Linked DNA regions of Homo sapiens: region 2 is linked to region 1. Evidence: chromatin loops called from intact Hi-C (ENCODE). Cell type or tissue: breast epithelium. All regions are shown on one strand.

Region 1 (8,000 bases):
ATATAAATGAATAAACGGCTGTGTATACATTAGGGTGCAATAGTAATTGTCAGGCTCAATTATAGACTATTCAGGACAATCAGCCAAAAACTAAGCTAGGGAAACACTAATGGCATACAAATATTTTAGGTTCTTCTCTAAAGGAGCTCCTGGATAGCTGGGAAGCCCTTTGACCTTGAGTCTAGTTCCTAAGATCTTGCTAAGCCCTCAGTGGTCACTGAACTCAGTTGGAACAACCCCCTCAATGAGACTGAGCTGCGCTCTGCATGCCCACCGCTGCGATGAACAGTGGATGTTTCACGGAAGAATAAGTGTTTGCTCTCAGGGAGGAAGGAAGCTCATATATACCCTTGGAAATGCAAAAATGAGCCCCCAAACGAGGAAACAGTCAAAACAAACTACCAGCAAATTTTAGGTCATTTAATAGCAAATACAACAGCTATGGGAGCTTAGAGAAGCGCTGAATGTTTGCAGACCACAGAGGAAAATCCAGGCTCCACGTCTCAGCTTCTCTTCCTCAAAGACTGCAGAGATGAGAAACGAATTCCCAAGACAACAGCTCCCTGCTCACCTGCACTCCCCCACATCTGTCTCCTATAACACGCACGCCATTTTTATATTAAAAATGAAAAGAGTAACTTTGACAACAGCCAGCACTTTTGAATGCTAGACACTATCCTAATTTCTTTATACATCCTTAATGTATTCATTTAAATCTTTGACAAAACAATAAACCTATGACATAGGTAATATTGCAGAAACTGAAGCATACGATGATTAATTGTCTTGCCTAAGGTCACCCAGCTCTGCCAAGGCAGAAACCAGTAAGGTTCAACTAGCGATGGCTCTAGAATTTCAGTTGATAAGGAAGGGGCTTCGGGGACACTGCACTGAGGAGCGGAGACCCAACAGACCTGCACAAAACTGAGATGGACTGGATAGCCACGTAGTGTGTAGCAATTTAGATACAATCGAGATGATCTCTGCGGCTGTTATGAATGGAAGGAGCAAAAACGGGAGGCCGTGAAGAGTGTGGAAGGGCAAAAACATCCCGAGCGTCTCCGTGACATCATCTGGTCTCACAGCAACCACCCCACCCTGGAGCGCACTCTCCCAAGCCCTGGGCTACCTTGCTTCCAGTAAGCTCACGAACAAGGAAGTATTTCCAGCACGTCCGCTCACGGAGGCCACTTCTGGAGATCTTTATAGGACCACTCTGCAGAGCACGATGCGACACACCTGGCTTAGCTTCCAGAATGCTGGTGCTCAGGCCGATTTGCAGCTCTGGATATGGAACCTATTCTGGGATGGAGCCTTCTGTTAAACTTAATTTCAAGTATTGGATTCAGCATGAATGTCTTTTGCATTTGCTCCAGAAGTTTACATCGTAGCTAAATATATCTCTAACTCCTGGATATGTGGGTTACCAAAAAATGTTTCAATGCCACAGTTTACCCCAACTGTTAATAATTCACAGACACTGACATGCAGCAGTAATTTAGAATATTTCTTAAATTTTCCATTTATTATAAATTGAACTTCATGCTTATAAATATTGAAAGTGACATTGGTAAGCTATCATGGTACAATTTACTATATTTAGATGTAGTTTGAACAATTAAAACTGTGCTGATCAGCTCAGGGATTTCTGAAACTGTTTTTGGAACTTTGTCAGATTTTGCAACAATTGCCGTCTTAAAAAAATCTCCAATATACATTTGTTTCTTTATTATAGTTCATTAAAATGCATGTTTTAAAGAAGATGCATATTTTTCATTTTAATCTTTGTCTTAACTTTCATGCAGTAGCTTAAGAAAAATAGTACTTGCTGGCTGGGTGTGGTGGCTTACACCTGTAATCCCAGCAGTTTGGGAGGCCGAGGTGGGTGGATCACTTGAGGTAAGGAGTTTGAGACTTTGTCTCTATCAAAAATATAAAAATTAGCTGGGCGTGGTGGCACGTGTCCGTAATCCCAGCCACTCGGGAGGCTGAGGTGGGAGAATCACTTGAACCCGGGAGGCAGAGGTTGCAGTGAGCCAAGATCACCCCATAGCACTCCAGCCTGGGCAGCAGAGCAAGACTCCATCTCCAAAAAGAAAAAAAGAAAAGAAAAACAGTTACTTGCTAAATTGTAACTGCAGGATGAATTATGACTGCGTTCCTGCTGCAGGATGGGCAGGGAGTCCCCACTCCACGCAGGCCTGGCCAAGCAAAACGTGTCCAGTAGGCACAGCAGCCCTGGTAGGGAACCTGCAGGGTCCAAGTTCTCGAAGCCATGGGAGGGGCCTGAGGCTGGCCTGTCTGACTTTCCCACCCGTCTTCTCACTTTCCATCCTCTCTTCCGTCCCCATGATGCTTATCCACAAGTGGCTGGGCCATGTCCTGGAGGTGGAGTGGGGGCAATTCTGACCTGGGGAGGCAGTTCTCACCTGGGTGGGGGGACAGCTTTGACCTGGGGAGTTCTGACCTGGGTGGGGGGCCGTTCTGACCTGGGGGGGGCTGTTCTGACCTGGGGGAGGGGTAGCTCTGACCTGGGTCGGGGGACAGTTCTGACATGGTGGGGCAGTTCTGACCTGGGGGGAGAGTTAACTGGGTGGGGGGACAGCTCTGACTTGGGGAGTTCTGACTTGGGTGGGGGGCAGTTCTGACCTAGGGGGGGCAGTTCTGACCTGGGGGGGGGCCTTTCTGACCTCAGGGGGCAGTTCTGACCAGTGGGGGGTACAGTTTTGACCTGGGGAGGAAGCTCTGACCTGGGGAGTTCTAACCTGGGGCGGGGGCAGCTCTGACCTGGGTGGGGGGGCAGTTCTGACCCGAAGAGGCAGTTCTGACCTGGGGGGACAGTTACCTGGGTGGGGGGACAGCTCTGACTTGGGGAATTCTGACTTGGGTGGGGGGCACTTCTGACCTGGAGAGGCAGTTCTCACCTCGGGGGGCCTTTCTGACCTCGGGGGGCAGTTCTGACCTGGGGAGGCAGCTCTGACCTGGGGAGTTCTGACCTGGGTCGGGGGCAGTTCTGACCTGGGGGGGCCGTTCTGTCCTCAGGGGCAGCTTTGACCTGGGGGGGCCATTCTGACCTGGGGGAGCAGCTCTGACCTGAGGGGACAGTTCTGACCCGGGTAGCTCTGTACCCTCTCATCTTTTCTGTCCCCGAAACATTACTCGGGACAACACCTGGAGAGTTTCACCATTGAGAGATACAGTGTTCCTTCTCGATTGTACTGGAAATAAAATCCTTCCTGAAAGAGAAACACTGTCTAAGTGCTGTGTCAGTTTTATTTGTCACACAGCTGAGTTTGCAGCTTAGTGGAGAGGTTTGCAACTCCACCCCAAGCTGGGTGTGGACATTTCCTTTAGTCCAAGGTGGCTTCGCCTTACGGTTTACTACGTCGGGCACTCACAGCTCAGCAGTGCTTCGCTCACTGTGCGGCCTGACAGGGCTCCTCCCAGTTCACCATCTGCTCCCTCCACTCTCAGACTGCACATTCAGCCCATGTCTTATGCTGGCCTGTGGCAGAGCCCTTAGCAGTTATGGTTTATGGGACCGTTGCTTTCCACAGAACACAGCCAGCATCATATCACAGAGTGAGCCCAGAGCGAGGCTGTGCCACAGCTGTGGGGACACATTCTCCTTGGCTGAGTACCAATGACTCAGCCACCGCCTGCCCTTAAAAGGTTGTTTTCAGATGGCATGTACCTGGAGGGGCCGGTCTCCTGTGAGCTCACGGATCCAATTGACTCTGCCAGCTGCACGTCCACAGGCTGCCTGGCAGAGACTTCCCAGTGCCCACGACCCCCGCAGTGCTGGAGAGCAAAGCCAAGCCCCTCCACGTCCAGCAAGAGGCTGAGCAGAATGAGGTGCGTGGAGACGTTCAGAGATAACGAATGCAGCGATCATCACCATGGTTTGCTCCGTGTCAGTCCCTTTGGAGATGACTTAGTTCCTAAGCTCTCAAGAATACATTTGGATGTACGGGGAAAAAATTCCAGTTAAGGCATGATGTCGAGTTCCCACCCAGTTAGGTATATTTTCTCAGAAAGAAAAGTTGGTAGATTATTTCCTTACTATGGAGAATCTTATCTTAAGTTACTTATTTCACACTTAAGGGGCTATCCAGCCACAGGGGTCAGTCTGTAGCTGTCCCCTCCAGGCAAGCCCAGTGCTTTTTGTAAAGAGAGCATTTTGTGAACTCATTATCCCCAGGCAACACCCTGGGCAGGTGAAAACTTCTGGGCATCTCGGAGGGGAAGTTTCTGCTTGTTCAGCATGGCAAAGCCTGTCTGCCCCTTGAGGAGCAGTTATTGGCTGGCGCTGGTGAGGCGAGGCAAAGGCTGCGGAACCATTGAGAGGAAATTCGTCACTGTCCTGTCCAGCCACTCCCCTCGCTCAGTGATGCCGTGTCTAGGAGGCCCCGTCTCAGGCCCCGACTCGAGCCCACAGGCCTCATGCTGTGCTCATCACACCTGCCCTCTATCTCCAAGATGGCAGCGCCCTCCACCCGCCAGGCCTCCCTCTGTCCTCTTGCACTGTCGTTCCCAGGCCAACATCTCACGGCCAGATTCCTTATAAAAAGCAGACGTTTAGCTCCCCTGGCAGACGGTTCTCCCCTCTTTAAAACCATCCCGTATTGAGTGCACACCATGTCATGAAAATTGCCTTTCAATGTACTCTGAGGTACTTCAACAATCACAACTCCCTCAACTCTGCATCCCCTTCTGGTAACTTAGAGTCTATGACTGTCCTCTCCCAGGCACGCCTGCAGAGTCTCTTCTAGGCTTCTGCCCTATTTAGCTTTCCTCAGAGTCTCACTAAAGGACCAGCTCCTGGCATCTGCAGGATTCACCCCATCCTTGTCTAACTCCCCATTTTTCCTCTGGGCCCTGGCCCCGTGCTCCCATCCACGGCGAGCCTCATGGAGCTTGTGTCCCGAGTTCCGCGAGCACACGCGTGTAGCCTTTACCGCCCCACACTGTCGCACACACACCGCACCACGGGGGAGCTACAGGTCCAGTTACAACCTCAGCAGGAGCAGGGCTTCTGGGTTCTTCCTGCACAGAGGCGAGTTACCCACGCAGCAAACCTTTCCTCGGTAATTGACGGTTCGTTTGTTCCCTGTGAGAATTCCAACACGGACCATGGTACAATCCACACGTGTGAAGAGAGATGTCCCTCACAACCACACGTGTGTGAACACATCACACAGCTCTAAAGGCTGCAGGTTTCTACGGAGGTCTAACAGGCACAGTAGATGTGTGTTCTTCTAGGGGAGTTCATCTTTAATCATCAGGGAAGGGTCCTGAATACCACAGACAGAACAGGTGATTCCAGGACATTCGGAGGTGTGATGCCGGGAATCCAAGCCCAGGCGATGTGACTCCTGGGGTTGCTCAGAGGAAGTGAGGTTTGTGGCACTGCACCGTCGGGCTTCGGTGAAAGGTGTTAATGGCCAGGGCGCTTTCATACAATCTGCACGGCCCACTCCTGCTTCCTTGAAGCCTCTGTAGCTGTCACTTTCTTCAAGAGACAATGAGCCCTGCCCAGATGGAAGATCCAGTGTCGACAGCACAGAGCCTGCCCCAGGCCACCCCAGCACCTCCTAACACGCTCCGTCACCACTGTTCACAGAGCTGCCCCTGGCCCACCCCAGCACCTCCTAACACGCTCCGTCACCACTGTTCACAGAGCTGCCCCAATACACCCCAGCACCTCCTAACACGCTCCATCACCATTGTTCACAGAGCTGCCCCTGGTACACCCCAGCACCTCCTAACACGCTCCGTCACCATTGTTCACAGAGCTGCCCGATACACCCCAGCACCTCCTAACATGCTGTCACCACTGTTCACAGAGCTGCCCCGATACACCCCAGCACCTCCTAACACGCTCCGTCACCACTGTTCACAGAGCTGCCCCAATACACCCCAGCACCTCCTAACACGCTCCATCACCATTGTTCACAGAGCTGCCCCTGGTACACCCCAGCACCTCCTGACACGCTCCATCACCACTGTTCACAGAGCTGCCCGATACACCCCAGCACCTCCTAACACGCTCCATCACCATTGTTCACAGAGCTGCCCCGGCCCACCCCAGCACCTCCTAACACACTCCGTCACCACTGTTCACAGAGCTGCCCCTGGTCCACCCCAGCACCTCCTAACATGCTCCATCACCATTGTTCACAGAGCTGCCCCTGATACACGCCAGCACCTCCTAACATGCTGTCACCACTGTTGACTGTGCCTGTAGCTGACCACTGGCTGCATGAGCAGAAGGGCTGGCCCCCACACTGGCTAGTTCAGGAGTGACTCTCGGGACCATGGCTGTGCTGCTGGCCCTCCATCCTCTACCCCTGCTCATTGAAGAGCCACTGAGCCTTAAATGAATTTAAAGGGTTTTCAAGGATCATTTTAAATATTAACAATATCCCATTATTTGCAGACTTTGGTTATGCACAGGTACATATGTGCATGTGTGTACATAGCAACTGTCCCTGTATACACACATGCTCACGTTAGTATACGTATGCATGTGTGTACCTAGTGACTCGCCTGTATACATGCATGCTCGTATTAGTACATACATCACATGGGTACATAGCAACTCGCCTATATACACACATGCTCACGTTAGGACATGCACTGTGTGTACATGACGACTAGCCTGTATACTGTATGCTCATGTTAGGACATATACACGTGTGTACATAGCAACTTACCTGTATACACACATGCTCACGGTAGCAGTTGAGCTACTCGGTCTGTTGTCTCTGTCCTTTCCAGAGTGGTGTTTAGTTACTTTGATTTCTTCCATTACTGTGATTATCTGTGTTATCTGTGATTCAAAGATCTAAATGTGAAAAAGCAAATCTGTAATACAAAGAAATAGAAAATATTTTATTACCTCTGTATTTAGGAAATCAAAGCTAAAAGCTAAAACTCAGACTGGAATAACCCTCACGTCCTTTAGAGCCGTAATTTGAATACATTTGCCCTAACATAAAGTAAAAATCACACAAGACCACACTGTAAGTTTTTCTTCACAAAGACCCCCCAGAAGCGGGAGGGGGATGCAGCAGGCAGGCCTTTGTCCTTGAGGGGGATGAGGCTGGCTCTTCCCTCTTCCATCTAAAGAGGGCCCCGCACCCCCTTCTGCAGCCTCCCCAGCATGACGGTCCCATAGCAGCCATGGAGCCACAAAACTGCAGTGCGGGAGTGTGAAGCCTCGTAGAACCCACCTGAGAGATGGGCCTCTGTGGAGAACTCCTTGGTGGTAGCAAAAAACACAAGAATAACAATTCTAGTTCCCTACAAATCAGCCGGTTCAGAGCTGTCCCTCAAAATCCTGGCCGTCTCAGTGTTAAAGAAGTGCGACCTCTCTCCGCCCTGGGTGGCGCCATCCAGACAAGGTGGGGCAGATAGTGCCCTCTCTCCCCTCTGTCTCCCACTCTCTGTCTCTCCTTCCCTCTTTCTCCAAGCCCAGCGGATCCATTTCTCCTCCCGGCTGTGATCATGACAAGCGTCCCCGTTTCTTCCTTCTACCCCTGAGCCCCCCCTTCTTAAACTTGACCCACGTTGACCTCCACACCATTACGTCTGAATGGGTCGCCTGCAACTCATTAAAATCCACGACTGCAGCACAGATGAAAGATGAAGCGGATTAACCGGGGGCTCCGATGTATCCGTGAGATTGACTCTTCGCTGTAGGCAATGGAATCTTTTCTCTTTTTCTTAACAATCAATCAAGAGTGAATTAAACAGAAGGGTTTCCGAAGACGCTCATTATCTCCATTCCTCGAAACAGCCCCTCCCCATTGCTCCAGCCTCTGCCCCTCACAAGCCGGCTGTGCCATCCCTGCGTGTGGGCCTGCACTGGGCCATTCATTTTTCCTCGCCCCTGGGAAGAGTGGCGACCACCACTTCTTGGCGACGACTATGGGGTCCTCCCCGTGGGCACAATCAGGAGTTGGCAATGCCCCATACCCGAGGCCCTTTCATGTCAA
Region 2 (8,000 bases), 240 kb after region 1:
CTATCCTACTCAGGTATCAAAATAGCACATGCCTCAAAAACATGTACAACGGTCATATTTCAATTAAAACTTTTTAAAAAGCATTTCCCTCATTGATTTTTCTTTTTCGTAAACTATGGAATGAAAACAAGTTTGCAGTAGTAGTCTTGGCAGAATCTGAGCAACAGAAGGTCGGGTCCTACAGAAACAGAAGGTCTGGCTACATTTTGGAAGTAACTTTAAGCAAGGATTTTCTTTACATCTACACATGCCACCCAGAGCCAAAACGGGGGGCTCCAATGACGATTCAATGACTGAGACGCCAGAGTATGGCTGCATCTGAACAAAGGACGCTCAGTGCTGACAATTTCAGCCTCTGAAACATTGCTAGGATGTCGGAACCAAGCCTGTGGAATCCTATGGTCTGTTTGTTTTAAATTTGCTTTTTTCCATCTAGATTTGTAACGAAGCCAGGTCTACACACAATAAATGCATATGACACAAACAGGCAGGAATCATTTTCTCCTCTCGGGGCTCATGCACTACGGACGGAGCAGCTGGGCACTGGAGATTTTCTCCTTTTAAAAGTGCATTTGTTTCTTCCTTACGTCAGCTCAGCCCTCTGTCTAACTATGAATTCTTTTCCTGGCTTGAATCTCAAATGGAACGAGGAGCAGGAGCACAGCGCTTCTGATTCCACAGTTGCTCCTGTGCTGGAGACTCCACTGGATTTCCAGGCCCTACACCTGTCAGCCGCCCACCCCAGGCCCCCAGCCCGGGGCACCTTCGCAGTCTTTTCAGTTAGGAAGGGCTGGGAGCAAGACTCCACTCCGCGGGAATTCCGGCTGTCCCTCCTGATGGGCCTTCCCAGCCTCCTCCTCCTCCCCAGCTGAGCTCCTCTCTGAGCGGGAGCCCTGTGTGCTCTGCCCACCCTCTCGCTGAAAGCATTCCCTCCAGACCCCGCTTCCAGCAGCTCTGCGGCTAAAACCCACCTCCCACCAAGTAGAACTAAAGATAACAGTAAAACAGGGCTGCTTTCCTACCCCGTCACGAGAAACATGAAGGAAGACATGTTTGCTTAGTGTCTAACTTAATGACACTTGCTCTTAAAGTTATGTTCCCAACCTAACAAAATGGAGTTGACTCAGGTTCTCATGGTGTGAAGTAGGTTCTTAGTGGTGAAAACCAAAGTCAAAAGAGTCTGTCTTTACGCTTTCTATTTTTGGACATAATAATAACAATAACAACATTATTTAAAGAGAGCATTATTTATCTGGGGACTAAAGTCTGTGGCCCAATCAGCTGAACGGTGTCCCATGAACTGTGCCAGGGCAGGGGCTGGCCAGCGAGTGTGTGGGTGTGCAGGGAGAGGAAATGCTTCCTGGGCAGGGCAGGGGCAGGGCAGGGTGGGGCAGGGGCAGGGCAGGGACTGGCCAGGGAGTGCGCAGATGTGCAGGGAGAGGGAATCCTTCCCTGGGCGCTGCAGGGTGGGGCAGGGGCGGGGCAGGGGCACGCCTGGCTCCCGCTCAGCATCCAGCTCCAGCTCAGCATCCAGCTCCAGCTCAGCATACAGCACGCCCTGGGAAACACATTGACACCTGAGGCCTCCGTAGGCCCAGCTTCCCCTTCCCCGTAGGGAAGGGGAGGAAGAGGCTGCTCCTGAATTGCAAGCAGCACAAACAGACAGGAATCCTTCTCTCCTCTCAAGGTCTCAGGCACTGGTTTTGCAGTTTTGTTTGGAAGAAGCAGTTTTTAAATGGAGGTAAATGTCATGGTCTTTCACAAATTATACGTAACTTAGGAATTAGATGAATCAGTGGACTCTATGAAATGTTACAAGCCTGGTGGAGGCCGGCAACAGAAATGTTCCTCGCAAAGGAAAACGCAAACATTCGGCAGCTCAGCTGTATGCTTCTCCAGGATCCTCTAGCAAGTCGACACCCACAAAACTGGGCAGCATTTGTTTCTTAAAAGTATTGTGATAGAATTGGGTAAGAAGACGCAAGGAGTAGAAAAGCATATTCCATTAAATGAAACAACCTCCTTGCTGCTGTCACAATAAGGTGATGAGCATGCAGGACTTCAGCTGTCCTGTGGACGCCACAACTCACTTCCAGGTCCAGGAAACTGCAGAAACAGTGATGACCTTCCCCACAAACACAGTCCTGCTCCCAAGAAGGCCGCGGCCACCCTGGCACACAGGCGTCATCTGGGTTTGTTAATGGACCACACCCAGCTTCACACTGCATGGTTTTCATTCACACTTTCTTTTTCAGACATGGTTAATATGCTATTGTTTTTATTCCCAACATGCTGGCTTTCAAACTACTCAGTGTTAGACCCTCTGGTCCAACTACCTCAGTTAGAAAGATCAAAAAAGTGAAAAAATAAACAAACTCCATTTCCTCGTGTCCCTCACATCTACGTCTGGATTGAGTTGACTTGAGTGGATGCACAGAGAGGACTTGGAATGAGTGAGGGAGGCGGGAGGAGGGAGGAAAGCAGGAGGGAGGAGGGAGGAAAGAGGAGGGAAGAGGGAGGTGGGGAGGGGGGAGGAGGGAGGAGGGATGCGGGCAGGAGGGAGGTGGGAGGAGGGAGGCGGGAGGAGGGAGGCGGGAGGAGGGAGGCAGGAGGCATATTCCCCACTGATGGCCAGGGCCAGGCATGTGTGCCCTCAGGGGCAGCTGCAACACCAGCCTCGGCCACCAGCTCTCTTTAGGGTGAGCAGCAAGCAGTTCTCACGCAGCAGTCACAGCAAGGTGAGCCAATTCCTGATCTCAGGATCACAGTGACAGAGAGATACCTTTGTCTGCAGTAGCCCAGCAGCAGCTTTGACCGCTATCACTTTCTGTCCTTCCAACAATGTTGTGAGTGTGTACTCCTTCGTGGGGAGTCCCCGTGTGCCTGAAATAACTACAGAGGTTTCTAGCTCTACTGTCTGGTACATGTTTAAATATAGAAGCCTATCCAAAACAACATTATTAAGCATGTGATCAGCTAATCATGTCACTGACCTCAACACTGGCATCTACAACCAACACATATTATCAGGAAATAAAGTGCATACATTTAGGAGAAGGCTGATTGCAAGTGTTCACATTGTACTATATGGCTCCTGATGGGAAGACCCATCCTAAGAAGCAGGCTCTGAGACATTAGAGTCTGTCTATGTTGTTCTTAGTGCACTGTGCTGGCATGATGAGCTGGTGTGACCACCTGTGCCGAGCACCATGCCACTCATCCTTAACCGAATGCAGCTGATAAATGACTCCCAGGAATGAGGACACCTGCATTAGAACCACTGAATCACATACTGGGTTGAAAACTTTCACGGCAGAAGTCTTTGCAGGAGACAGCAGCTCTGAGTGCAGACACTTCTCACAGGCTGGGGGCTGTCCTCATCAGTCACACAACAGACATGCTATTCCTCCTTCATTGCCAGATTTCAATTTTATGTAAAATTGCTTTCAAATTAGGAGGATATAAATTAATTAGTGAGCAAAATGTTTATTTTTATAAGCTTCCTGGAATGATCTGAAGTGAGAGTCCTATAGAAGTCTCACCAAGAAAACTATTTGTTAAACCAGTAAACTTTTTTTTTTTTTTTGAGACAGAGTCTTGTTCTGTTGCCCAGGCTGGAGTGCAGTGGTGCGATCTCAGCTCACTGCAAGCTCTGCCTCCCGGGTTCAAGCAGTTCTCATGCCTCAGCCTCCCAAGTAGCTGGGATTACAGGCACCCGCCACCACGCCCGGCTAATTTTTGTATTTTTAGTAGAGACGGGGTTTCACTGTGTTGACCAGGCTAGTCTCAAACTCTTGGCCTCAAGTGATCTACCCACCTCGGCCTCCCAAAATGCTGGGATTACAGGCGTGAGCCACCATGCCCAGCCCCAGTAAACTTTTGACTCAGCAAGATTTATGCTTTCAAAGCGACCTTTAGACAGATGAACCTAAAAAATACTTTCCTCCAAAAATAAAGTGTTTCTTAAACATAAAAGCTAATTAAAATAGACATGAAATAAAAATGCTGGCAGGGAGGCTTCAGTGGCCCCACGCGGGGCCACGGGACCCCTGAAAGAGCTGCCCCCACAGAATGGAATGATCTGAGGGTTTATTTTTTCCCTGCGCTCTTTATTTCCTCTTGGGATTCTGCATTAGCACCAGCTTAGTACATGTTAAACCTCCACAGCTAGATGATAAACTGCTCGATGTCCGGCGTACGTCTGGTGAACACCCTTTATCCTGCCTTTTAAATTATTTATCACCTAGAGTAGGAACCACAGTTAGAGTGTAATAAAACTCTTGATGGATTTTGACCAACCCCATAAAATAGCTCTGAAGTTTGAAATAAGAGAGAACTCGTGAAGTGCTCACGAGGCGTGAGAAGGCTCTTCCTGGGGATCTGTTTATTGACCCTTTCAGCAAGGCTGTGTTCTACATCCTGTGGCATCAGGAGTCACTTAAGCATCCTTGAAGACATGCAGGCTGCTAACTCATTGTTTAAATGAGCATCTGAAAACTGGCCTCTGAAAGTAATGTATTCCTTGAGCCAAATATAATATAGCCCATTTTATGAAACCACAATAAAGTCATGTTGAAATAATGCTTAGAAAGTAACTAAAAGCCACACACATTTTTTAAAGTCAAAGGAAATCAGAAATCAGGCTGAGAGCTCCCAAATGTTTGCTGTCCCTGTATTCACACAGAGAAACAGTGTCTACGATGGCCCATTTCTGTAACTGGAAAACATTTAAATAACACAGCTTCTCCTATAGGAAACTCTCCAAAATAATTATGTTGCTCAGATGTCTGCCAAGTTCTGGTCTTGTAGCCTAGCGCTTGGAAAACCAGCTGCACTATGCAAAAGTTTTAGCTCCCATCTCAATTGCTGGACTTCTCTCTCAGGACCATGAACTTTTAATATTCTGAAACAACGTTCTCTTCAGTGAGGGTTGTTTGCGGTGTTCATTTCAGACTCGAATTGGGCATGAAGTGGTAGGATCCTGAGACCTATGACCCACTCTTAAATCTATTGACCACCTGGGGAGAATATCCCCATAAGAAGGTTATAAATATGCTCATTTTAATTACAGCCAACCCTTGATGCACAATTATCGCATGCAATAAGTCCTGTGCCATGCAAAGTTACAGACACGGTCTCATCCAAATCTCACAATAACCCAACAATCTCAGGACTTAGTATCATTCTTTTTTCCTAATGAGTAAACAGAGGCTCAGCCATGAAGTAGCCAGTTCAATGATAGACTACAGGCTCTAGAAATCCCCTAGCCAGACTGCAAAGCCTGTGTGTATTAGTCCGTTCTCACGCTGCTAAATAAAGACATCCCCAAGACTGGGCAATTTATAAAGGAAAGAGGTTGAATGGACTCACGGTTCCCCATGTCTAGGAAAACCTCAGGAAACTTACAATCATGGCAGAAGGGGAAGCAAACATGTCCTTCTTCACATGGCATCAGGAAGAAGAAGTTCAAAGTGAAGGGGGAATATCCCCTTATAAAACCACCAGATCTCTTGAGAACTCACTCACTATCATGAGAAGAGCAGTGTAGGGGTAACCACCCCCATGATTAAATTATCTCCCACCAGGTCCCTCTCACGACACATGGGGATTATGGGAACTACAATTCAAGATGAGATTTGGGTGGGGACACAGCCAAACCATAGCACCGTGCCATAACCACATACTCTCTCTATACAAAAACTCAACTTAAACCCAAAATGACAGTGTCTCTGCTCCAAGAACACCCTCCTGCTTTCACACCCTGACCTCTGTTATTTTTTCCCATGCCCTTGGCCCTTCTGTGTCTCCTGCAAGGAGGACTCACTTCTTCTTCTGCCTCAATGACAAGTGGCCAAGCATTGTATTGTGACAGCTTCTGTATTTTTTTTTGTTTGGGGTAATTCTTAAATTATTGAGTTTTTCATATTTTATTTTCCTCTTTCTTTACAATAGTTCAAATCTTTGTGCATGAGAGCCAAGGGCCTATTTCCTTGCAGCTCTGGAGTCCATGTGGCAAAGCCGGTGTGCAGCGAGCCATGTGCAGGGAGCACTTACTTGTCCCTGCCCTCATCTGGGCTCCCCTCCCGCATATCTTGGACCATCTATAGAGCTCTGGGGATTTGTCCACTGAAATTAAGAAATGGGGAAATGCAGATCAGGACCTCTGGGAGGTGGGGCATGTCTGATACAGTTTCTGAAGCTTTCAAATAGCAAAACATTTTACATGTATACATTCCTCAAGGTTCAAATGATTATCTGAATACACCAAATTTTCCGAAGTTTATTTTGCAGATTATCCACCTCCTTACTCATTCCTGGCAGGAGACACAGAGGAGGAAAATGAAGTCATCTCAGCCCTACGTCCTCAAACAGCAGTGCAGATTGGGTTTACCTGGTTTCTCATCAACACTTGACAGAGAGTGAACTCCTGTGGCTTGAAGCTGGAGAGACAGCTGGGGCTTCTGGGAGCTGAGCCAAGGACCCCTGGGGAAGGGGGAAGCCGCTCTGCACCTGCAGACCTGAGAGGAATGGTGGGTGGGACCCAAAAGGCTTCCCCAGGAGCCCCATCTCTGAATAGAGGTCAGCGAATTCACATCTGGTTCAATAGCTTTAGGGAAAAGGCATCAAAAGGATGGGCTGATGACAGTCTCTGGGAGCTTCTGAGGACGAGCCACAGAATTCTGTCCTTAGCCTGCTCCTTTTCCAAAACCAGTTACAATGTTGTGGATGAAGAAGGACATTAACCATCTGTATATCAAACAGAAATTGCATAAACACAAGGATAGCTTATAATAGGCTGGATAGCAAAATTTCAAAAAATCATAGCTCAAAATTATGGTGGCTGCAACATTGAGCCAACATCTACAATATGAAATACAACGAAGCCAAAGTCATGCACCTGGGTTGTGTACGTACTGGAGGTGCAGTGTTTTCAACAATCAGGTAATCACTGATTTGAAACTATTCAGTAAAAAACAGATGCTTAGATAATTTCATCAACTCTCCAGAGTGAAAGCACTTCCTTTGATAAGGGGAGAGTGATTATTTTCATACACGGTTTCTGGTTTTGTACTTTTAAAGGCAATTATCTCACAAAAATTTGTCAAAGATAGCAAAGTTGTTGATTCTTGGCACGACTATGTTCTGATGACTTGTTCTATAATTGCGTATGGCCAAAGTGATCTAATTAAGGAAGCCCCAGCCGTTGAGATGGATGGTTAATATGAATGTCACTTCTGATGTTCCTGAGTTAGGCCATTAAATATTAACCAACTCAACCAACCATTAATCAACCAGGTGACCAAAAACCTCCTGTCATTGACAAAATTTCAGATGAAGATGTTTGTAAGATTTGGGAATTATTATGCAATTTTATATTCACAAAGCATCAGGTCTGGAAATGCTGAGTGAGGGGAACGGAGCTCACGTGTGATGACTGTGATAGGCCTGGATCTTTAGGAATTGCATGTGGAATGCAGGGTCTGCTCGGATCCCTGGTTGAGCAGCCCTGTCCTCCTCCAGATCATCATCATCATGAGCCTGGTCTGGAAGGCTGAGCTTTCAGCCGCTGTGTGCAGGAAATGAACTCTTCACTCTGCTCTTCAGGGAGAATTCCTGAAGAAAGACCTCATGCACCTTCTCACCTGGACACATAATCAAAGGCTGTAATGGGAAACTCCATCCTCCTTAGAAAACATGTAACATGAGGAGGAAATAGGAAAACACAACCAACCAGAAACACGTGCACCAAACCAATGTCTGCATTCCTTCAAGACGAGGAGGAAATATGAAAACACAACCAACCAGAAACAAGCTCACCAAACCAATGTCTGCATTCCTTCAAGAAAAGCTTTTCCCAAGCACGTACTGTTAGTTTTATTAGTTGCCAATCCTTAAGTTTTCATGTCTGCAGCACAGCCCATGTTACCCTCCTAGGAACATCATCTATTCTCCACCTACTCACATCTTTCTCATTGTTAATAAATTAGTTCAAAGCCCAT

Evidence for each region. A loop is a pair of places that touch in the nucleus more often than their neighbours do. Peaks named below come from ENCODE experiments on the same cell type or tissue, not always from the same donor. Only the 100,000 strongest peaks of a DNase experiment are listed, where the experiment ranks them.
Region 2: a loop joins it to region 1, with 4 times the contacts of the local background. A loop is called at or near these places in 6 of 110 quality-filtered maps.

The regions. Positions count from the first base shown.
Region 1 is chr6:168,873,542-168,881,541 of GRCh38, reverse strand. No RefSeq gene overlaps it. Among named protein-coding and RNA genes, the nearest start is that of LINC01615, 290 kb to the left of the region's middle. In breast epithelium, no CTCF peak of the experiment used is centred here; a DNase peak (open chromatin) is centred at 3,661; H3K27me3 peaks cover 635 bases.
Region 2 is chr6:168,631,457-168,639,456 of GRCh38, reverse strand. The region is part of intron 9 of SMOC2 (SPARC related modular calcium binding 2); the gene reads right to left. Among named protein-coding and RNA genes, the nearest start is that of SMOC2, 190 kb to the right of the region's middle. In breast epithelium, no CTCF peak of the experiment used is centred here; no DNase peak of the experiment used is centred here; H3K4me3 peaks cover 322 bases; H3K27ac peaks cover 431 bases.